3 separate regions of the Homo sapiens genome follow, and all the other regions are linked to region 1. Evidence: chromatin loops called from intact Hi-C (ENCODE). Cell type or tissue: endothelial cell of umbilical vein. All regions are shown on one strand.

Region 1 (8,000 bases):
AGAATACTGACCTTTCCTGCCCCGCCTCTTAGGGTTGCTCTAAAACTCCACTAAGATCTATGTAAGGGAAACTGCAAAGTGCTTGGCAAAAAGACAGCATCGTGAATGAGAAATTTCATCTCAATTCTATACCTGAAGTTCAAATGATTTAAGGATCATCTAAAAAAGGCATTCTTTCTCCTGGGGTTGATATGAATAAGTGCTGAAGGGAAGCAAAGTGAAAAGAGAATTGTGACAAGGCCAACTCTGGGGGAAGTAAAAGCTGGAGAAGGACTTTGAAAAAGGGGAAGGACATTCATGGGTAGAGAGAACTGAATGTGATTTCAGAACTGCCAAAGATCACCCATTAGCCTGTGTTGGTACTTTCTTTTGATCTGAAAACGTTAGGAAATAAAACTTGCAAAAATGGTATTTCTTACTTCAGGGCTATAAGACTTGCTCTTATTTTACTTTCTAACACATATCTATAAAAATCTAAATTTGATGAATCATTCCTTTTGGAAAATGTCAGGCCTATCCCTAGAGAACATTTTTATACCAGTCAGTACCTTCTGATTCAGGCTTTTTTGTCTGCTGTGGGAGTGAATGAGCAGCTGTTTCCGTTTTCTTTTCCAACTCAAAGATCTTTGCTAAAAGTCCTTTTACATAGACTTCCCGCTGCTGATCATACACGAGCCACTGCTGATTTTTCTCCAGAGCCTTAATGGGAAGATGAAAGAAAATCAACAGTAAAATAAAAAAACAAAATCTTAAAATGGGCAAGAGAGTCCAAGTGATGTAGTCTTTTCCAACAAAAACTCTATGGCTCATAGACTAATTCTGGGCAACCATTCTATGTTACATGCCTTCAGAATACATAACAACATGACACCATCGTAGTTTATGTGGGATTAAGTTCATTTGTTTGCTTTTTTCAGTACACAACTTGCTTTGTGTGTGCGTATATGTCATTCTCTGTAAACTAAAACACGTTTTATGACAGACATGGAGATGAACTGCTCAGAATCCCCCTTCAAGAGCCCTGCCCAGCTGGCTGGGTGCGGTGGCTCTCGCCTGTAATCCCAGCACTTTGAGAGGCCGAGGGTGGTGGATCACCTGAGGTCAGGAGTTCAAGACCAGCCTGGCCAACATGGTGAAACCCTGTCTCTAATAAAAATACAAAAATTAGCCAGGCATGGTGGCGCGTGCCTGTAATCCTAACTACTCAGGAGGCTGAGGCAGGAGAATCACTTGAACCCGGGAGGTGGAGGTGGCAGTGAGCTGAGATCATGCCCCTGCACTCCAGCCTGGAAACTCCAGTGAAACTGCGTCTCTCAAAAAAACAAACAAAAAAAAGAGGATCTCTGCCCAGCTGCATGGTGAGTGATTAGCTGATTAGCTGACAGCCTCCATCTGTTAATTCCTTCAAGTCCCTGTCAGCTTTTGAGCTGAGCTGGATTGGCCCCAGCCAACAACTGAACAAGTGCCTAACTATTGCTGCCCAACGAGGACTCTGCTTTTCAGCACTCTCTGCTCTGGAGCCCCCCATGGGGTGACAGAGACCTTGTTAGGTTTTCATCATGGTCTGATGGTCTCCCTGGCATAACTACTTCCTTTTTCCTTGCACAGATCTTGCTCCCCAATAAACCGTCTGCACTCCTAACATCATCTCAGTGTCTTCTTTAGAGGATCAAACTTAACAGCTACCTTCTCTCTTTACTACCAACTTTCATCCTTTATATGATCTTTTATAACCCAATTAAAAACTCCAAGCTGCCGTCACTCACCTGTTTGTATAGGGGTTTCATACTTACAGTGAGTTGAATAATGTCCCCCAAAATTCATGTCCACTTGAAACCTCAGAATATGACCTTATTCAGAAATGGGGTCTGTGGGCTGGGCAGTGGCTCACACCTGTAATCCCAGCACTTTGGGAGGCCGAGGCGGGCGGATTACTTGAGGCCAGGAGTTCAAGACCAGCCTGGCCAACATGGCAAAACCCTGTCTCTATTTTTTAGCCGGGCATGGTGGCACGTACCTGCAGTCCCAGCTACTTGGGAGGCTGAGGTAGCAGATCACTTGAATGCGGGAGGCGGAGGTTGCAGTGAGCCAAGATTGCGCCACTGCACTCCAACCTAGACAATAGAGTGAGACCCCGTCTCAAAAAAAAAAAAGGGGAGGGGGAGGCTTTGCAGATGCAATTAGTTAAAATGAGGCCATACTGGAGTAGGGTGAGCCCTAAATCCAATGACTAGTATCCTTATAAAAAGGAGCAGACACACAGATATACATAGAGAATGAGGCCATGTGAAGACAGAAGCTTTGTATGGCAGGGATTGTAACCAGTTCATTTCACACCAGAGGACTTGCTATAAATCCAGAGCTCATAGTAATCTGAACTTCGAAGAACCTATAACAGTATCAGCAAAGCTCATTTTTTCAAGAGTGGAATACAGATTTCTGATTACTATTTGGAGAACAACACAGTAGCTCTTAAAATGATCTATTATGCATAGATAAAATTCTTCTATTTAATTTCAATCTGACAATACAATATAGTGTTTCCTTTTATAGCAGCCACTCTTTCCAGACCTCTAGTTCCACAATGAAGAGGACATAAGGAGCTTAAAGGTTTTGGGTGTCTATCAGGGCAACTGCTTTCCGGTAAGAATTTCCATCCTTTAAAGACATTGATTGAGTCCCATATCCAGAAAGATCTACATGTATGGAAACTCTTATTAAGTCTAGAGAGTTTCTCTAAGCTTTGTTAGGCTCTTTCTACTAGCACCCTACAAACTCTTGAGCAAAGCTCCTGGGTATGGCACTTAAAGGATTTTCAGTGTCTGTTTGCTATAGAATTAGCAAATGAATTAGGAAGACAGAAACAGTCTCTAAAATCAAAGACTTAGCCCAGGAGCCTCAGCCACTTTACCAGACACTTTTCTCTCTGCATCCATTAGGGAACAGTAGTCCTCTTTACATGGCTTAAGAGTCCATTTGTCAAGTGGAGATATTGTATATCCATTTTGTATTATATATCGTCAATAGTGTAAAGCTCTGTGGATGGCTGTTTTCACTGTAGTAATTTGATTTTTGATTTAAAGAGTCTGTCTTATTGAAACTTCGTGGTAGATATATGATTGTTCAATGTATTTTCTTTTAACTTTTGTGTATGTTTGACATTTTTCGTAATAAAAATTGGGAAAAATAATCATAAAAGTTGGGAAAAATAATCAGTGAACTTAGTACAGTTGAGAAGATTGCTAGGATTCTTGGCCTATCTTAAAACAGGCTGCAGTAGTCACTCTCTTATTCAGCTCCACTGCCATCCCCAGTGAGGTTCTTACTCAGAACCTATGCATCTTTCAAAAGAAAGGACTCATGAGAAACCCAGGATCAGATTTAAATTTACTTGATAAGAGAGGAAGCACTGTATGACTCACAATGCACATGTATATCCAAATACCTATAAATTATAGTGTGTTAGATACTAAAGATACCTAATTTTATACTAAATTTTACATTTGTCCACATTTAAGTAGTATTTTAATACAAATAATTTAAGTCAAAATTAAATGGTCATGAAATTTTTTTTTTTTTTTTTTTTTTTGAGACGGAGTTTCACTCTTGTTGCCCAGGCTGGAGTGCAATGGTGCCATCTTGGCTCACTGCAACCTCCACCTCCCGGGTTCAAGCGATTCTCTTGCCTCAGCCTCCCGAGTAGCTGGGATTACAGGCATGCGCCACCACACCCAGCTAATTTTGTATTTTTAGTAGAGATGGGGTTTCACCATGTTGGTCTCAACTCCTGACCTCAGGTGATCTGCCCGCCTTGGCCTCCCAAAGTGCTGGGATTGCAGGCATGAGCCACTGAGCCCGGCCAATTTTTTTTTTTTTTGAAACGGAGTCTCGCTCTGTGGCCCCGGCTGGAATACAGTGGCATGATTTCAGCTCACTGGAAACTCTGCCTCCCGGGTTCCAGCAATTCTCCTGCCTCAGCCTCCCGAGTAGCTGGGATTACAGGCGTGTACCACCACGCCCAGCTTTTTTGTATTTTTATTAGAGACGGGGTATCACCATGTTGGCCCAGCTGGTCTCGAACTCCTGATCTCAGGTGATCTGCCCTTCTTGTCCTCCCAAAATGCTGGAATTACAGACGTGAGCCACTGCGCCAGCCCAATTTTATTTTATTTATTTTATTTTTCTTTTCTTTTAAAGGAACCAGCTGGGTGCAGTGGCTCACGCCTGTAATCCCAGCACTTTGGGAGGCCGAGGCGGGCATATCACAAGGTCAGGAGTTCGAGACCAGCCTGGCCAATATGGTGAAACCCCGTCTCTACTAAAAATACAAAACATTAGCCAGGTATGGTGGCGGGCGCCAGTGGTCCCAGCTACTCCGGACGCTGAGGCAAGAGAATCACTTGAGCCCAGGAGGTGGAGGTTGCAGTGAGTTGAGATTGTGCCACTGCACTCCAGCCTGGGCAACGGAGCGAAACTCCATCTCAAAAAAATAAATTAATTAATTAAAAAAAAAGGAACCATACATCACTTAAGTATGAGAAACAAAAATACATGTTAGTTGAAGATTCAAGGGGTAGTATTCTAAAAGGCCACATGATGGCGATGTTCCCTCAATAAACATTTCCTTATGCCACCTCTTCTCACTGTGTGCATCGGCTTTCTATCAGTATCAATACACGGAGTTGATAGCTATCATAAATATTGATTGTATTAGTTTTGAGTTTTTAGAGTCAAACATCATTGCATTAGATATGCCTTCCAGCTTTGTGTCATCTATACGTTTGTTAGGCATGCATTTAACAATTTCCTCCAAGTTACCAATAAAAATGTAGAACAAAAGTGGGCAAAATAACATGTCCTGTGGAGTCCGGGCATGGTGGCTCACGCCTGTAATCCCAGCACTTTGGGAGGCTGAGGCAGGCAGATCACGAGGTCAGGAGTTCAAGACCAGCCTGGCCAACATGGTGAAACCCCGTCTCTACTAAAAATAAAAAAAAATTAGCCAGGCGCAATGGCAGGTGCCTGTAATCCCAGCTACTCTGGAGGCTGAGGCAGAAGAATCGCTTGAACCAGGGAGGCAGAGGTTGCAGTGAGCTGAGACCGTGCCACTGCACTACAGCCTCGGCGACAGAGTGAGACTCTGTCTCAAAAAAAAAAAAAAAAAAAGTCCTGTGGAATGCTATAAAGGTCTTCGCCCAGGTTTGACAAGAATCCACTAAATATTCTGTAGACAAAAATTCCAACCAACGTAGATTAAAATGTTAGCCTATACTGGAGGAATAAAAAATGTGGGTCAATTGACAAAACTGCAGTAGGAATGGTAGATTATAGAAGTATTGTATCCATGTTAAATTTATTAAAGTTGCTATCTGTGCTATAGTTGTGGGCAAGAGTATCCTCGTTCTTAAGAAATACACATTGAAGTCTACGGCCATACCACCCTGAACGCGCCTGATCTTGGCTGATCTTGGAAGCTAAGCAGCGTTGAGTCTGTTTAGTACTTGGATGGGAGAACAAACACACATTGAAGTATATGGGTTTAAACGGCTGTGGATATGTACAATTCATTCTCAAATGGTTCAGAAAAAAATACTACATGTATATGTGTGTGGGTGAGGGTTGAAAGAGGAAAAACAGAGTGCAAAATGGGGTAACATGTTAACAACGGTTGAATTTTAGTAAAGGGGATATGGGCGTTATATGTTATTATATGTTATCATACTCATTCTTGTAACTTTTCTGTTAATTTGAATGTTTGCAGACAAAATAATTTTAAAACAATTATTATTTATCTTCCCTAAGTTCTATGCTTAAAATTCGGATATTTGAATTTAAGAGCAAGAAACGCCTATTAAAACTGTCTTTTGGCTATTTGGTTTGTCTAGTTTATACTAACATAATGCTTAAATAAATACTAAAAGTACTGACATTTGACAATGCTTACGACATTAACTCTACGTAATTATTTCAACTGTCGGCCAGAGCGAAATGGTAACTGAACAATGATACAACTGGGCCTAAAGAAGCTGTACGTAGCTTTTAGGGCTTATTTAAATATAACAAATACTAATTCTGAAAATACGTGGGTAAGCTTCTACAGGAAGTTTCTGCGAACTTTGAGAGGGTGATGGAACTAGAACTGCTGAGCTCTCAAAAGCCAAATAATGTGCCAGTGTCGGTGCTGCAAGAAGTGAGATGTCTCTTTCCATGTTCCCTAAGTCCTCCAACTACAATTTTCCCCCTGGTCTCAAAGATTTGCTGAAATTCCAAAGGGAAAACCAGAGCTAAACCACTTCTTGCTCCTCAAATATAAGTTCTGGCTGGGTGTAATGACTCACACCTGTAATCCCAGCACTTTGGGAGGCTGAGGCAGGTGGGTCATCTGAGGTCAGGAGTTGGAGACCAGCCTGGCCAACATGGCGAAACCCTGTCTCTACTAAAAGTACAAAAATCAGCTGGGCATGGTGGCACGCACCTGTAATCCCTGTTACTCAGGAGGCTGAGGCATGAGAATCACTTGAAACCAGGAGACGGAGGTTGCAATGAGCCAAGATCGCGCCACTGCACTCCAACCTGAGTGACAGAGTGAGACTCCATCTCAAAATAATAATAATAATAATAATAATAATAATAATGTTAATGGTTCTCAAAGCGTGGTCCAAGGGCCAGCAGCAGCAGCAGCTAGGAGTTTACTGGAAATGCAGAAAACTCAGGCACTACCCCAGACCTAGTATATTAGAGTCTGTGAATCTTGCTCAGTCTAGACCACCATTTGTAGAAGAGTTGGGTTAAATTTTACCCCATTTGTATAAACGCCTTTCTAAGACAGAGGAGACAAGCACAATGTGACCCTTAAATAAGCTGAGAAGATAGAACAAAAAGCTTGGGCTTACATATGTAGTATTTCAAAGTTAATTTCATAAAAAAGAATCATCATTATCTAAAAATACCCTCAGGTGATATCTGAAGCAGTTAGCACTGAGATGCCTAAAAAGCACATGTAAGCTTAAGATAATGGCATCTATTTTCAGGTACTTTTCTAGAAGAGACACCAGTAAAATTCAAGAAACTTCCCAAGATTCCATCCAGTCATTCTTTCAAATGTTCTAGACACTGAGGATATAGCAATGTACAAAACATGCAAAAATCCTTCCTTCATATGACTTCTATTCTGATGGAAAGGTTGAACATTAAACAAGAGAAGTTAAATAGATTGTAAATTTAGCTGTAGAATGTGATGAGGAGGGAAAAGCAGGAGAAAAGAATAGGAATTGTCTGGGAGCTATAATTTTAGACAAAGTGGTCAGGCAGCCCCCATTCTGTCCTCCCCCAACCCCAAGAAAGTGGCATTTAAATAAAAACCTGCATGAGGTAGGGAGGAAATCATGAAGATATCTGGGGAAGAGTGTCCCAGGCAGAGGGAACAGAAAGAGAAAAGGTGGTTTATTCAAGGAGTAGCTGGAAAGCCATTGTGGTGCAGGTGGAGTAAATAAAGTGGAATGCAGGAGCTGTGTAAGATATTTCTAAATATGTGCATCTAATGCATAGGTATGGATATACATAGAATAACAAACTTCAGTGTAATAAGACATAGAACTTTTCCTTTTCATTCCAGTTACCTCTAGGTAAATTACGTATTCTGATAAGAGTACTTGGCACCTGGCTAGACATCCAGGAGATTTAAATTCTTCTTTTGAAGATCAAAAAGACTTCAAAGGATACTTGATAGATGAAGTAAAACAGAAATCTTAAGAACATGCTTATATCAGGATAGACATGCCAGTAATATTTTTGGAACCAAAATACCAACATACTGACCTAATACTTAAGTCAGAAACTTTATACTTCATATCTCTAAAACTTGAAAAAAATACACTGTAAGTAGCAGTCCTGTGTCCTCAATTTATTCCATTCCCAATAAAACCCACCAATCCATTTATCAGTTTGCAATAATACAGCTTTACTGTATAACTAAAATAACCTCATACCAAATTCTAGAG
Region 2 (8,000 bases), 150 kb after region 1:
GGTGCCTGTAATCCCAGCTACTTGGGAGGCTGAGGCAGGAGAATCGCTTGAACCTGGGAGGGGAGGTTGCAGTGACTCGAGATTGCACCACTGCACTCCAGCCTGGGCGACAGAGCAAAACTCTGTCTCAAAAAAAACAAAAACAGGCCAGGTGTGGTTGCTCACGCCTGTAATCCCAGCACTTTGGGAGGCCGAGGTGGGCAGATCATGAGGTCAGGAGTTTGAGACCAGCCTGGCTAACATGGTGAAACCCTGTCTCTACTAAAAATACAAAAATTAGCTGGGCATGGTGGCGCACACCTGTAAATCCCAGCTACTCAAGAGGTTAAGGCAGGAGAATTGCTTGAACCCAGGAGGCAGAGGTTGCAGTGAGCCGAGATTACGCCACTGCACTCCAGCCTGGGCAACAGAGCGAGGCTCTGTCTCAAAACAAAGAAACAAACAACCATGTGTCTTGAATGTTTTACCCATTCTCTGATGGGTTCTATCCCATGTAACCCCTCATAAAGAGAGTTGCACCATTTCATAATATTAAGTTGAACCATAAGAAATTGCTGAGATTCAACCACTTTGACCTATAACAACAGCAATTTCACATGATTGAACCTAGTACTATTCCCTAATAGTAAAAACAAAAGGTAGTTTAAACTAATTTTTATTTAGCAGTTGTGAATAAATAAAGATTAGAGATTTTTCTGAGTGAAATGGATCTCTAAGATGGTATCTAAGTAAAGGTGTGAATGCCATAGTTAAATGAGGAACTATATTGGACCCTTTGCCTCTTACTGACACTATGGCTTACCTCTCTTCTTTGTTTTTATTTTTGTTTTGTAAGAACGGCGATAAAGCAGCATCACCCAGCGAGTTGACTTGTCCTCCAGGTTGGGAATGGGAAGATGATGCATGGTCTTATGACATAAATCGAGCGGTGGATGAGAAAGGTAACATTGTACATCTGTGACCTGATTGGGGCTCTGCAGCAGGGCCTTGGTTAACCAGGATAAAGTTTCCTTGGGAGGGAGGGGCCTCACTTCTGTTGGTCTATGGCAGGAGTCCCCAGCCCCCAGGCCAGACTGGTACCAGTTCATGGCCTTTTAGGAACAAGGCCGCACAGCAGGAGGTGAGCGGCGGGCAAGTGAGCATTACCACCTGAGCTCTGCCTCCTGTCAGATCCGTGGCAGCATTAGATTCTCCTAAGAGTGCGAACCCTATTGTGAACTGCACGTGAGAGGGGTCTAGGTTGTGTGCTCCTCATGGGAATCTAGCCATCCTCCCTCTACCCCACAACCCTGTCCATAGAAAAATTGTCTCCCATGGAACCGGTCCTTGGTGACAGAAAGGTTGGGGACCGCTGGTCTGTGGCATCTGGGTCATGTGGTACCGTCTGTGACTAACCAAATGTAGAATCCAAGGGAAAGGCAAGTGTATGGACAAGTGCTAAGTGAGCAGGGGGTGTTAAGAGTGAAAAACATCAGGTGATGGGGCCAACTGGTCAGGTTTTGAGATGCTTGGGGATCCAGGATGAGAATTTGGGAGGGAGCTGGAGTCAAGATTTTCTCTATTCTAACCACACCCCATAACCTCCCTGGGAACATCACATTCAGGGCCCCCCTGACGCAGAAAAGAGAACTGTAAACTACCCTTAAAGTCTTCCTATGCAGCAATGATGCAGACTACTGATATAGCTTCTGATATTTGTCTTTTTCTGAACCATAATTAAAGTTAAGTGAACAATAGCATTTGGAATTCTCAAAAGAGAAAATCTGATTCATTACTTTCCTTATGCATGGTGCATAGAACTGGCATTGACCCAGAAGATTTCAAATCAATTATAAGCTCCTCACTGATCTCGATGCACACACCAGATCTCAGAATAATCGTTAGCATTGACTGAGCAATAGCTGTGTGCTAAGTATGGCCCTAATGCTTTGCATATGTCATTTTGATAGTGTTAAAATACTGTAACCCTATAATCCCACTTTACAGTGGGGAAATTGGGCCATAGGCAGGTTTACCAACTTGCTGGAAACTTATTTAGTTAACAGCCAACATGTGGCGATGCTAGGATTTGAACCCAGGCTGTGCAACCGCACAGTCCACACGCTTACCTGCTGTTTCTTCCTGCCTCTTGAACTGTGCTTTATTCCTAAGTGCACTCAGTTACCATGAATGACTGGAAGCATAAAAGTAGGGGAGAACATGGCCACCAAGGAGGCATTTTGAGGAGCTGAATGGGAATGAGGCTGTATTCAGTTTGGCTGAATAACCCAGCAAAGTGAAAACAGCCACATATTCGGTCATGATAGTACAGAACATCTGAGGGCAGGGAGAGTGAACAAATGTTTCCTCGAGGTTTATTTGGTGATCTGGCAAATGCATCTCTTCTGGGTAACCATTCACAAACTCTGTTCCAGGCTGGGAATATGGAATCACCATTCCTCCTGATCATAAGCCCAAATCCTGGGTTGCAGCAGAGAAAATGTACCACACTCATAGACGGCGAAGGCTGGTCCGAAAACGCAAGAAAGATTTAACACAGACTGCTTCAAGCACCGCAAGGGTAAGAGAAGCAAGGGAAGGGAGCTGGACTGGGGAGCTCTGCCCTCCTGACTACAAAGTCCCAGCTAACTAGCCATTTCTGCAGAAATTATTTGCAAATCCAGAGCCTAACACTCCACTCAAGGGTTCTCAAAGTGAGCCCACCCCAGCCAGCAATATCATCATCACCTGGGAATTTGTTAGAACTGTCCCACCCCAAACCTCCTGATTTAGAAATCCTGGGGGCAGGCCCAGCCATCTGTAGTTCAGCAAACCATCCAGGTGATTCCCAGGCAGGCTAAATGTTGAGAACTGCTACAGAGGTGTTAAATGGAAATGATTTTGGCAGCATAATCTAGTAGTAGTAATAGGTCAGGACTTGGAACAAGATGTGTAAAGATTCAAACCCTGACTTCCCTTTCTTTCTCATCTGCAAAATGGGAATAATATCTATGCCTTTTAATTAGGGTATTGTAAGCTTTAAATGGAATAATAATAAATTAAATAGAACAGTAACACTCAATAATAAGTGGCATGTATAGAAGTGGCTTTCTATAATGCTAGGTACTGAGTATGCATCATCTATGTTCTGTAAGGTTTGGATTTTATGCTCATTTTATAGATAATGCTCACAGAGTTTAAATAGACTTGCTCTGGGCCAAGTGTTTAGTAAGTGACAAAGCTGGTGCTGGAACCCGGGCTAAGTCCAAACAGGAACTCTCTCTATTCCACAGAATGGGTAACTCCGGTAGGCACTATGACATTATTTTTATTAGATGGTGAGCTTCTGGAAGCAAAGATGGAGCCACAGTCATCTTTGTATCCTCCTTGCTAACTCAGAAATATGCTCCCAGTAAATAATCTAGTCAAATAAATGAGCTAATGAATGAATGAGTCTTTTTTTTTTTAATTTAAGTTCCGAGATACATGTGCAGTACATGCAGGTTTGTTACACAGGTAAATGTGTGCCATGGTGGTTTGCTGCACCTATCAACCCGTCGCCTACATATTAAACCCAGCATGCATTAGCTATTTATCCTGATGCGCTCCCTCCACCCGCCGGCCCCAGTGTGTGTTGTTCCCCTCCCTGTGTCCAAGTGTTCTCATTGTTCAGCTCCCACCTGTAAGTGAGAACATGCGGTGTTTGGTTTTCTGTTCCTCTGTTAGGTTGCTGAGGATAATGGCTTCCAGCTCCATCCATGTCCCTGCAAAGGACATGATCTCGTTCCTTTTTATGGCTGCATAGTATTCCATGGTGTAGATATACCACATTTTCTTCATCCAGTCTATCATTGATGGACATTTGGGCTGATTCCATGTCTTTGCTATTGTGAAGAGTGCTGCAATGAAAATATGCATGCATGTATCTTTATAATAGAATGGTTTATATTCCTCTGGGTATATACCCAGTAATGGGATTGCTGGGTCAAATGGCATTTCTGGTTCTAGGTCTTTGAAGAATCGCCACACTGTCTTCCACAATGGTGGAACTAATTTACACTCCCACCAACAGTGTAAAAGCTTTCCTATTTCTCCACAGCCTCACCATCATCTGTTGTTTCTTGACCTTTTAATAATCTCTATTCTGACTAGTGTGAGATGGTATCTCATTGTGGTTTTGATTTGCATTTCTCTAGTGATCCGTGATGTTGAGCTTTTTTTCATGTTTTTTGGCCACATAAATGTCTTCTTTTGAAGATTTATCTGTTCATGTCCTTTGCCCACTTTTTAATGTGGTTGTTTTTTCCTTGTAAATTTGCTTAAATTGCTTGTAGATTCTGGATATTAGACCTTTGTCAGATGGATAGATTGCAAAAATTTTCTTCCATTCTGTAGGTTATCTGTTCACTCTGATGATAGTTTCTTTTGCTGTGTAGAAGCTCTTTAGTTTAATGAATGTCTCTCTATTGTTTAATTATCCCCGTCTGACAGGGTGAGAAGTTTCTGAAGGTGCTTGAACGCTCTTCTTCCACACGAGGGCACCAAGTTGAAGCGGGAAGAACACTGAGCCATCAGTTAGAAGGCTCAGGATATGGTCCAGTTCTAACGAGTATTTCTGAGGCTTTGATCATGTTTCCTAACCTGCCTTACTCTTGGCTATGTGAAATTTTTCACTGCTACTATTTATGTTACTAGAGGGTCAGGTACAAGATTATGCTTAACCTGCATTTTACATTTATTTAAAGTGAAAAAATAGACCCAACAATAATTACCCACATGGAGCTCTCACTTCTCAGGTCTTGAATATTATTCCACATTGTTTTACGTTTATTAAATCCAGTCATATTTTTAAGATTTTAAATCAAACTTCTGCCATGAAAATGTCAGCTGCATGAAAGCAAAGACCCTATCTCTTCTTCACTGTGTCCTCAGCCCCTAACACGATCCCTGTCACACAGTGGGCACTCATATTTGTCGAATGAAGAGAATATAACATTGAAAACTGATACCACTGGTAAATCAATAGTTCTTAAGCTAAAAAGTACCACACGAATTTGTTATTAGTTATTACAGAAATAACATATTCTGATCACTTAATTATCAGTTATGGCAGCTATTAGCTCAGGCAAGACATTTAAACCTGGGAGGGGGCATTTAATTTTTTTCCTACATATGTAAAATGGAGATACTAATGTTTTACAAACTATATCACAATAGCAACATTTTTATGAAATAATGAAGTGAGGAAACAGAAAGCAATTTGAGAAAGAATCCACTTGCTTCACCCACCCCCAAATCTGAATGAGGTGCACCTCCTGAGGGTATGTCCACGACTGTGCTGTCATTGCCTGGTTATCTCTCTGCACTCCTGCAGTCCATCAGCTCTGCAAGGCAGAGGTCCTGTCTGTTTTTTTCTTTTCTGTATTCCTGACTCTAGCTCAGTACTTGGCACAGAGTAGATTTTGAATACTGTGTATCTGTTGATTGATCATATAACCTGTTTTATCAAAATAAGGAATATCATCATCATCATCGTCATCATTAACATGTTTACTTCTGTTTTAGGCCATGGAGGAATTGCAAGACCAAGAGGGCTGGGAATATGCTTCTCTAATTGGCTGGAAATTTCACTGGAAACAACGTAGTTCAGATACCTTCCGCCGCAGACGCTGGAGGAGAAAAATGGCTCCTTCAGAAACACATGGTGCAGCTGCCATCTTTAAACTTGAAGGTGCCCTTGTAAGTACTAGGTTGCCAGAGCGCAGATCATATTGGTGTAGAGAAAATATATGAGTGTTGGATACAGCACTGCCAACTCCATAGAGGTCCCTGTAACCCTGGTACTATAAGATGGCAAATATTAACAGGTTGAGGGAAAGCCACACATCCTGGGTGCTCAATACCTCGTGTAGAACGAATAGACCATTAACACAGGAGTGTTCTAAGAAATACTGCTGTCTACACACCTGCTTTACCTAGTGTTTTCCAAATATATCTGTTCCAGGACCCTTGTTTCAGGTGACACCTATTCACATCCCAGGCACAAGTTCTTTGAATCACATCTTGGAAACTGCAACTGTTCAACAAAATATTCATATGTATATTCATAAATATACAGATGTCGGGGGAGGAAATCAGAAGTCTAGCTCACAAAATTAGAGAGCAATACGGAAGAACATACTGAAGCACAGTAAAGAAGTCGGGGGAAAAAGCAGGCAGGTGGAAGGAAGGAATAGGAGAATGGCAGTGGGTGATCTAAAACAATAGGGTGGTCAGGAGCCATTTCCCAACAGCCTATGTTTGTATTTCTGCACTCTGACCCCACAGTATTCTGCTGCTGCTGCTCTTTCTCTTCCTTATCCCATCCTTTTACTCCCTGTTTATCCTCTACATTTTTCCTTTTTTTCCCTTTCTTTCAGTAGCAGGGTTTGGCAAACCTGGACTGGAGGTAGGAGGGCTGGCTCCCACTTCCTGCTCGGCTGCTTTCCAGCTAAGCGACTTCAGGGAAGTCACTTGCTATCCTGGGACTTATTCATCTTTAAAAATGGGGTGTTTGCACGATAACATCTTTAAAAAGCTAGAATTCCATTTGTTATTCTTGCCTCTTGGTTGGTTGATTTGCTTTTAGGCAGTGTTTATTGACTTCTCTGCTAATTGACTCTGTTAATTGACTTCAGGGGGCAGACACTACCGAAGATGGGGATGAGAAGAGCCTGGAGAAACAGAAGCACAGTGCCACCACTGTGTTCGGAGCAAACACCCCCATTGTTTCCTGCAATTTTGACAGTGAGTTTTGTTTTATTTTTGATTTATTTTATTTTATTTTATTTTTTCAAGACTGAGTCTGGCCCTATCACCCAGGCTGGAGTGCAGTGGTACGATCTTGGCTCGCTGCAACCTCCCAGGTTCAAGCAATTCTCCTGCCTCAGCCTCCTGAGTAGCTGGGACTACAGGCGCACGTCACCATGCCTGGCTAATTTTTTGTATTTTTGCATTTCCTCCATGTTAGCCAGGCTGGTCTCGACCTCCTGACCTCAGGTGATCCACCCGCCTTGGCCTACCAAAGTGCTGGGATTATAGGCGTGAGCCACCACACCCAGCCAGCAGTGAATTTTAAACATGACTTTGTGAATTCCACTTCTGTAACTCTTATCTTAAGGAAACTCTTCAAATCACTGAATATGATTTTTAAAATCTCTTCATGCAAACGTGACTTTCATTTTCATCCTTGATGAAAGGAGTTTTTAAAACTACAGTTGAAAACCATATCACATATAAGGTGAAGGGTGGTCAGATCACTGATATTAACAGTCTATCTCATATGTGCTCATTCTGTCTAGTAAGCCCCCAAAATTAAAATTTTAACTATAGGAAAAAAGGCACCAAAATTTAAATAATGGTTGATTTCAATAATAATTTTCAGGATTTTTGGAATGAGACAGACCTGCTCTACAATAATATTAGCAAATGCTTATATAGGTCTTAGCATGGGCTAGGACCTGTACATATTATAACTTGTTTAATCCTCTTAACAACCCTGTAAGGTAGGTGCTATTATTGTTCCCGTTATACAGAAGAAGGAACCAAGGTACAGGAAGATTAAATAACTTGCCCAAAGTCTTATGGCTTGTAAGCACTAGAGAGATTTGAACTCAGGTAGTAGAGCTCCCAGAATCTGTGCACGGAATCATAATGCTCTGCTATCTCACAAAGAGAGAGAGAGAGAGAGAGAGAGAGAGAGAGAGAGTGAATGTGTGAGTGATAGAGACAGAGAGAATATAATAATAAAAGGAGTATGAATATTTTGAAATGTCAAAGAATCTTTTAGATGTTAACTGTTTCCCAGATCTGATGCTGAAGTAGTATAGAAAGCCCCGTTTCTATAGCTGCTGGAGACCCAGTTTCATTTTAAAGGTCTGTGATGATAAGCAGTACCCTAAATTCAGTTAGTTTATAACAAAGGTAATGTTTTCCTGATTGATACACTTTGCATTGAGCTTACTGTAGTATTTTTTAAAAAT
Region 3 (8,000 bases), 430 kb after region 1:
TCAGATGACTCAGAGGCCTGAAAACATAAATGAATGAAGTTGGCTGGTTGAAAACTTTGGCAAACAGAAGAACTTCAACTGCTCACTCAGGCTCTACCCGAGAGTCTCCAACTTGCAACTTTGTCCTAGATGACCCCATAGAGTACATCCAGCTGAGAAATTCTGTAACATGTTTTTTTCTGACGATAACTGTAAGTGTCTATGGATGAGAAGTCACAATGAAAATAGTAGAAATCAAGGACTACTCAGAAACAAGATGAAAATGACTTAAAGAGAAGTCAGGGGAAGAGTCTATACAACCAGTGAAAAACTCATTATGGGCCAGGCACTGTGGCTCAGGCCTTTAATCCCAGCACTTTGGGAGGCCAAGGTGGGTGGATCACCTGAGGTCAGGAGTTCAAGACCAGACTGGCCAACATGGCAAAACCCCATCTCTACTAAAAAATACAAAAATTAGCCAGGCATGGTGGCCCATGCCTATAATCCCTGCTACTTAGGAGGCTGAGGCAGGGAGAATTGCTCGAACCTGGGAGGCGGAGGTTGCAGTAAGCCGATATCACACCACTGCACTCCAGCCTGCGCGACAGAGGGAGACTCCATCTCAAAAACAAAACAAAACAAAACCAAAAAACCTCACTATGGGCCAGGCACAGTGGCTCACTTTTATAATCCCAACACTTTGCAAGGCAAAGACAGCAGCATTGCTTGAGCCCAGGAGTTTAAGACCAGCCTGGGCAACATAGGGACATTCTGTCTCTACCTTTTTTTTTTTTTTTTAATTAGCCAGGCATGGTGGCACATACCTGTGGCCCTGAGCTGCTCAGGAGGCCAAGGTGAGAGGACTGGTTGGGACCAGGAGATCGAGGCTGCAGTAAGCCTTGATCTCGCCACTGTACTCCAGCCTACGCGACAGAGCAAGAACCTGTCTCAAAACAAAAACAAAACAAAACAAAACTCACTATGACAGCCAGCCTTCAAGATAACTCCCAGTGATTCTCGCCCCCTGGCATTCATGCCCTGTGTGCTTCTCTCCTACACTGGATACAGCTAACCTGTGTAATCAATATAATATTGTAGACATGAAGAAGTGTGACTTCCAAGGCTAAGTCATAAAAGGCATTGAGGGCTTGATCTTGCTGTTTTGTTTGTTTGTTTGTTTGATCACTTGCTCTGGGGAAAGCCAAGTGCCATGCCATGAGGATACCCCAGCAGCCCTATGGAGAGAATCACAAAGCAAGGTACTGAGGCCTCCCGCTAACAGCTATATGAAGGAGCCATCTTGGAAACAGACCCTCCAGCCTCAGTCAAGACTTCAGATGACTGCAACCTGGCCCACATCTTAGCTGCAACTTTATGAGAGACTCTGAAACAGACCCACTCAGCTAAGCCACTTTTGATCAAGCACTCTAAAAATTCTCCAAAGATCGAAGACCCAAGAAGTTGCAAACTGGACACCAGCAGGGCCACAAACAAGTTTTATTTTGCCTGCACAGTTTTTAAAAAGGTAATTAGCCACCAACATCTAAAAAACAGGATATTCCCATTACACATTCCTTATGTAAACCTGGATTTCTAGCACTTCCTGAAACACCGAAAGAGTTTCAAACCGAGTTCTTCATTCCTGTAGGTCAAGAGTAGGTCAGCACTGAGCAGCAACTGCCCACTTTAGAGGGAACCTGTGGTCCCCACATCAGCAGCACGCCCACCATATCCTACTGTCTCTCCACCTGGCTAACATTACTTGTTAATATTATCTGCCAGCCCTCCTAAGTCTGTGATCCTTGACTCACGGATGAGAAGCCTTTACACCAATGGTACTCAAAGTATGGTCCCCGGACCAACAGCATCAGCATTACCTGGGAACTTGGTAGAAATGCAAATTCTTGGGTCAACCCAGAAACTCTGGAGTGGGCAATCATCTTTGTTTAAGCCAGCCCTCTGGATGATTCTGATGCCTCATAAAGTCTAAGAACCCCTGTTTCTCATAAGTAAGTGCTTTTGCCTTTAAAACCCATTTTCTGCTGTTTAGTAGAAGGGGCTCAAACGATCTGAAAGTCCAGCTCTACCAACGTGAAGACCTCAGCCCCCACATCCACCATAAATGCCAGCAATCTGTACCTTCCGCCAGGTTTTGTGTCAAATTCTCTGAGGCCACAAAATTCCAAGTTCTCAAAACACCTCCCAGAGTCCACACACTCTCAGCAGTATCATGACAAATAAGAACTATTTGGTCTCAAATAGTCTGCTAACCTGCATTTTTTTCCCTGACACGTATATAAGTAAACAATACAGTTGATTTTTTTTTTTTTTTAACTGAGAGCAGGGTCAAGTCCTACAGTGTGCTGGGCACATTCTCTGTTGTAACCTAAAATTTCTTTCAACCTCGGGTTTCTCAGGTGTAAACTGAGGGGCCAGATGACCTGTCCTCCTTTACGGCCCTAAAAGTCTGTGACTACCTGACATTAAATGAACTTTCAATTTTGGAATACTGAATGCCCCCATCTATCATTAAGTGATTGTTGTGTTGGACAATATGGCTGTACTTAACGAACCAGTCAATGAATTGATTTGGCTGTACTTAACAAATTTGTTTTGTCACATGTCTATTATAAGCAAAGCACCTGGTCCTCTTTTCACAATGCATTTAAGTGAACCCATTAGTGACTTCAGATAAAAATCTTGAAGCAGGGCCCGGCGCTGTGGCTCACGCCTGTAATCCCAGCACTCTGGGAGGCCGAGGCGGGTGGATCACGATGTCAAGAGATTGAGACCATCCTTCTTAACATGGCGAAATCCCATCTCTACTAAAAATACAAAAATTAGCTGGGCGTGGTGGAGCGTCCCTGTAGTCCCAGCTACTGGGGAGGTTGAGGCAGGAGAATCGCTTGAACCTGGGAGGTGGAGGTTGCTGTGAGCTGAGATCGTGCCACTGCACTCCAGCCTGGCGACAGAGTGAGACTCCATCTCAAAAAAAACAAAACAAAACAAACAAACAAAAATCCTGAAGCATCTACCATCCTAAAGGCGTGAACAGGTTTCTAACTCCTCAACGTACCAGGGAGGGCTCAGCAGCAGTGAGAAATCTTACAGTGTGGGGCAGCTTCTGTGCTGAGGGTGCGTGGTTATGAATATTGCAACATGATATGTCTCACCCAGAAAACCCACCATGCAGTCCCAGGCTGAATCTTCATCCCTGTCTCAGGGTTCTAACTCGAGTTGACTCTACTTCAAAGGAAGGAAAGCTTGTTTGGTCAAATACCCGTGGAGCGTCGGTTTCAGGAATGTGACATGCTGTTAAACCACAGCCGTGTATGCTTGCGGCCGCTGAGATTTTTCAAGGATGAAAGTTTCACTTTTCAAAGAAAAACATGGCACCATGTAAGCTGGAGAAACATAAGGTAAATGGTGTCAATTGGCCCCAAGAAGTATTTCTTCCAGAGAACACCTACTACATGTACATTCCAGGGGAGGCTGGAGAGGTATGTGAAAATGGACTAAATGTATAAGATTAGAACAATGAGACACAGTTCCTGCCTCCCAGCACATTTCAGGAGGTGGAGACAAAGGACAGCTGGGATGGGTAGAGGACAATGTCAGTGCATGGGATTATGGGGACCCGGGGAGGACTGGGGAAGGAAGCAGGATGTGACCCCAGAGGCCAGGTCAAGCGAATGGTCAGCATGGGCAGGTTGGGGGAACTAGGGGTGGTTGGAGCAGACACAGGACCTGGAGCAGGAAACACCAAGTCACAGGGCAGGGGAGAGGTCCCTGGGCAGTCAACACAGGGCACTTGGTGCCTTTCTGAGGTCACATATCTGGGCTCCCACTTCCACATCTGCCTCTGAGGTTTGGGAGAATGATCACCAAAGACTGCTGAATGCCTCTGGAATAGGACGTGGGGATGTCCCATCTCCACAGCCCCAGGCATTTCAAAGTGGGTATCTGAGGAACTGAATTAATACAGAATCACATTTCGGAGATTCACAACTGTTTAATTTTGGAAGGGGGATGGGGGGTCATCTAACCCAAGCTCACCCTCCATGTCTTGATCTCTGTGGCGGCTTAGGTATCCAGCTTTGTATTTGGCTGCCTCTGTTGACAGAGAGCTCACTCTCTCCCTCTCACAAGGTAGCCTGTTTCATCACCAAAGGGCTGGAGTTGTCTCAGAATGTTTTCCTTACATGGCGCCAGCATCTCTCTCCTACTTTACCCTCCTAAGAGCATGCTCTGTCCCTCAGAACGGGTCTGAACCTGTGTTTACTACAGCAGCCCTTTGACTGTCTAAAGGAGCCACCGCAACCTCCCTATACGTCCCTCGTTCCTCCCTAGGTGCTTTTGTGCGGTGGCTCCCGCACCTGGTTGCGGTCATCCGAAGGCTGATTAGTTTGCCCGCGTTCTTTGGAAACTGTGCTCCCTGCTCCCTCAAAACTGACAGCGATTTTCCAGGTAGAGTGAAAGCAACATAAGCCACACGTGGGCAGTGTGGGGGCAATGCTGGAAACCTGGGCCGCTGACCCCATAGACCACCAAGGGTTGGCGGCTGCTTCAGGAACTGAAAGACGCGCAGGTCAGCCCAGCCTGGGATGACCCCTTCCAGAGGGGCCAGGCAGCCTTGACCAGACCTGGTGCTAAGTACTTGCTAAGCCCTGGGTGGCCTGTAGCTTCTCACTGTCCGGGGTAAAAGCAAGCCCTGGGCCAGAGTCTTGTACACTGGAATTCGTGGACACTGGTGGGGAAAACCACTGGCCTCTGAGCCTGGCATAGAAGGGAGAAGCCCGCCCCCTTGTGGATCTCTGGAGAGTAACAGGGTGCAAAAAGCACTGAAACCCCAACCGGAGACAGGGAGTCTCGGGGAGCAGCCACCTCCTCTCAGCGCTCCCATTTCACCAACCACCTCTGGGGACCTGCAAGAGAATTGATCTGTGCTGGCACGGGAGTGGTAGCAGGGGACATAAAAGGAAGCTAGGAAGTTGAGACCCCTGGATTATGTCTGGCAACAGCGAGTTAGAAATCGGGCAAGTGTTATTAGCTGTTTAAAAAAAGAAAGAAAAAAAATGGCATCTGGAGGTCTTTCCTGGTTCTGCCACTCCCTGTGTGGCCCCAGGAAAACTACAGTCTGTCTCTGGGCCTCCAAGGACCTTGCTAGGTAAAGGCTCCAATCCCTCTGAATGCTGAAGCCTCAGGCTTTCACATCTCAGTCCTGACAGTGGTCTGTGGTTGGTGGCAACACAGTCCTGATTGAAGAGAACATGGGAGGCAGCAAGGGCCAAGGGCATTGCGCAAGGGGAAGCAGAGGGCACCAGCTTGGTCGCCCACCCGCAGCAGCCCTGGACAGCACAGCACCCCTATCGCTACACCATGCTGCTAGGAGCCCGAAGGGTCATTTTCCAGAGTGAGTCCAAGAGGGGTCATGTCCCCTCCTTCCACAGTTTTGGCCAAATCTACATCATTTCTCCATCACGTGGACACCAGCCCAGAGGTGACTGTGCCATAAAACATACTTGACCCAGAGAGATGTGACCCAGGCCCATTGTCCAAGACAGCAGCCTTGCTCACATGCTTCCAGACTGCCTTTCCTCTGCACAAAGCACATGATCAAAGATTGTGTTTTTAACGTATTTTCAAGATGAATTCTTTGCTACTCTGTAACTGATCAGGATAATTGGGCTAAATCTAGCCCTGGGAAATGCAAACCAGAAGCACTTTCCTCGAAGCTCCCCAGATTAAAAAATGAATGATATGTTAAGATGGCTCAGATTTCCGACTGCACTACATTCGCAGAGAAACAGAGCCACTAAGTCAGCGAAGATAGTGTTTTAAAGGCCAGCTGTCCTCCAGAAGAATGAAAAGTATTAAAACTCTTTTAGATGGGGCACAGTGGCTCATGCCTGTAATCCCAGCACTTTGGGAGGCCAAGGCGGATGAATCACTTGAGGTCAGGAGTTCGAGACCAGCCTGGCCAATGTGGTAGAACCCCATCTCTACCCAAAATACAAAAATTAGCCAGGCATGGTGCCATGCGCCTGTAGTGTCAGCTACTCAAGTGGCTGAGGCACAAGAATCACTTGAACCCGGAAGGTGGAGGTTGCAGTGAGCTGAGATTGTACCACTACACTCCAGCCTGGGCTACAGGGCAAGGCTGTTTCAAAAAAAAAAAAAAAGCTGTTTTAAAATGGCTTTGTGCCGGGTGCAGTGGCTCACGCCTGTAATCCCAGCACTCTGGGAGGCCAAGGTGGGTGGATCACCTGAGGTCAGGGGTTCAAGACCACCCTGGCCAACATGGTGGAACCCCTATCTCTACCAAAAATATAAAAATTAGCCGGGCATGGTGGTGTGCATATATAATCCCAGCTACTCGGGAGGCTGAGGCAGGTGAATCGCTTGAACCCAGGAGGCGGAGGTTGCAGTGAGCCAAGATTGTGCCACTACACTCCAGCCTGGGTGACACAGTGAGACTCTGTCTCAAAAAATAAATAAAATAAAATTTAAAAATGCCTTTGTAGAAATTATCTGAAATAATTATGCCCTCAGTCTAGCATGCTCCTAGCTGGAAATGTCCAGGAAAAATGTTAGGGGTAGAAGAGTCATCTCTGCACACTATAGTACACTAAAGCTTTGGCTGAAACTACATAGCCTGAAATGTCTCATTTTTTAACGGCATTATGAGTTATTACATAAACATCCTTTAAAATTCAGAGCAGTCCAACAATAAGAACAACCCAAGTTCTACCTAAAAAACTATAGTCAGGTAGAATATGTAACTGTAGACAGAACACTTTTCAAACACCTATTTAGACCACCTGGTTTCTGCAGTATTGCCAAATTCTAAAATTGTAATGAAAAATGTAAAGTTTGAAACCTACAAGTCATCAGAGGTTCAGTGAGCAGATTGTGCCATTCCAAAACCAAAAATGTGCTTGCATAAGCAAGTCACTGGGGCTAACCTTTCTGGATTGAGAGTCTGGCCTTCAGTTCAGACTGTGGCTATGCCAGGGTCAGAAATGTGACAAAACTGCGCTTTCACGGAGGTTAGCCAAGGTTCACAGGGTCATGACTGGGCCATTTTATCAGTCATGTCAGGCTCACACCCTATTGCCTGGGATAGATAAAAACTTTATCTGTCAGTCTGCTAAATCTGCTCCTCCTGCCTCATTTTGAATAAAGAAAACCTGGGCTCAGCTTATCTTAACCAGAGATGCGCCTTTCCTAATACTGTTTCCATATGCAACTTCTAAGTAAAGGTGACACGCCAATGATTTCTGGTCTCATTTTAGTCAAGAGCTGTCCATAACTGGAGTGACTGGCTTTGTCTTATCTAAAACCGTAACTTCAGAGAACAGTTCTGGCACTATTGGACAACACAGATTTATTATGTTTATGACATGTTAGATAAGCTGGAGAGGTTAGAGTGACAGTTCTCAGTGTTACCTTTTCAGGTTCATCTTTCCCTAAAGTACAGCAAACCAAAAAAAAATTAAATTAACTTGGATCAATTTTCCAAATAGGGAATCTAAGTGACTGTAGAAGAATTTACAGAGATACGTCTGGAATAACACACACAGACATATATTTTCTAATAACTGTTAACATAAAAAACAGCTAAGATTTCTTCTCACAGAAAACAGATGCAAAGATGACAAATAAGTCCAGGTAGGCATTGTAAAATCTGGTTAAATACACTAAGAAAATACTAAACTGGTGAGTTTTACCCAACAGGAATCTTAAAATACCAGAAAAGTACCTTCAAATTTTACTTTATTTGGAAATGATACAAATTCATTATTTTAATATTTAAAGATTGTGGTAGTATAGTCAAAACACATAAATATTATAATATACATTTAGAAATTAAATATAAAGTCAACACAACACTCCTTAAAAACTCATATGTACACTTCCAATAAGTCTCAGGTTTGAACATTCAAGCTCATCAGATTTCCCCATGGAAATGGGTGAATCTTGCAGGGAGATTGTCCACAGGATACACGGTGGGACTGGTT

What was found. Hi-C counts contacts between places; a loop is a spot of excess contacts. Peaks named below come from ENCODE experiments on the same cell type or tissue, not always from the same donor. Only the 100,000 strongest peaks of a DNase experiment are listed, where the experiment ranks them.
Region 2: it touches region 1 in a loop (9-fold over the local background); 2 of 110 quality-filtered maps call a loop at or near these places.
Region 3: it touches region 1 in a loop (17-fold over the local background); 14 of 110 quality-filtered maps call a loop at or near these places.

Annotation. Positions count from the first base shown.
Region 1 is chr10:93,508,104-93,516,103 of GRCh38, reverse strand. It overlaps CEP55 (centrosomal protein 55), which reads right to left. Exons shown (of 9, transcript NM_018131.5): 5 at 549-699. It also overlaps the pseudogene RNA5SP323. Among named protein-coding and RNA genes, the nearest start is that of CEP55, 15 kb to the right of the region's middle. RefSeq lists a silencer at 4,458-4,752. In endothelial cell of umbilical vein, no CTCF peak of the experiment used is centred here; DNase peaks (open chromatin) are centred at 593 and 4,623.
Region 2 is chr10:93,354,393-93,362,392 of GRCh38, reverse strand. MYOF (myoferlin) reads left to right here. Exons shown (of 54, transcript NM_013451.4): 28 at 836-941; 29 at 2,415-2,560; 30 at 5,545-5,718; 31 at 6,657-6,765. Among named protein-coding and RNA genes, the nearest start is that of MYOF, 120 kb to the left of the region's middle. In endothelial cell of umbilical vein, a CTCF peak has its summit at 4,520 (motif pointing right); a DNase peak (open chromatin) is centred at 4,522.
Region 3 is chr10:93,077,235-93,085,234 of GRCh38, reverse strand. CYP26A1 (cytochrome P450 family 26 subfamily A member 1) reads right to left here. Exons shown (of 7, transcript NM_000783.4): 7 at 7,350-8,000. The coding sequence ends at 7,931. Among named protein-coding and RNA genes, the nearest start is that of CYP26A1, 7.3 kb to the right of the region's middle. In endothelial cell of umbilical vein, a CTCF peak has its summit at 4,794 (motif pointing left); no DNase peak of the experiment used is centred here; H3K27me3 peaks cover 191 bases.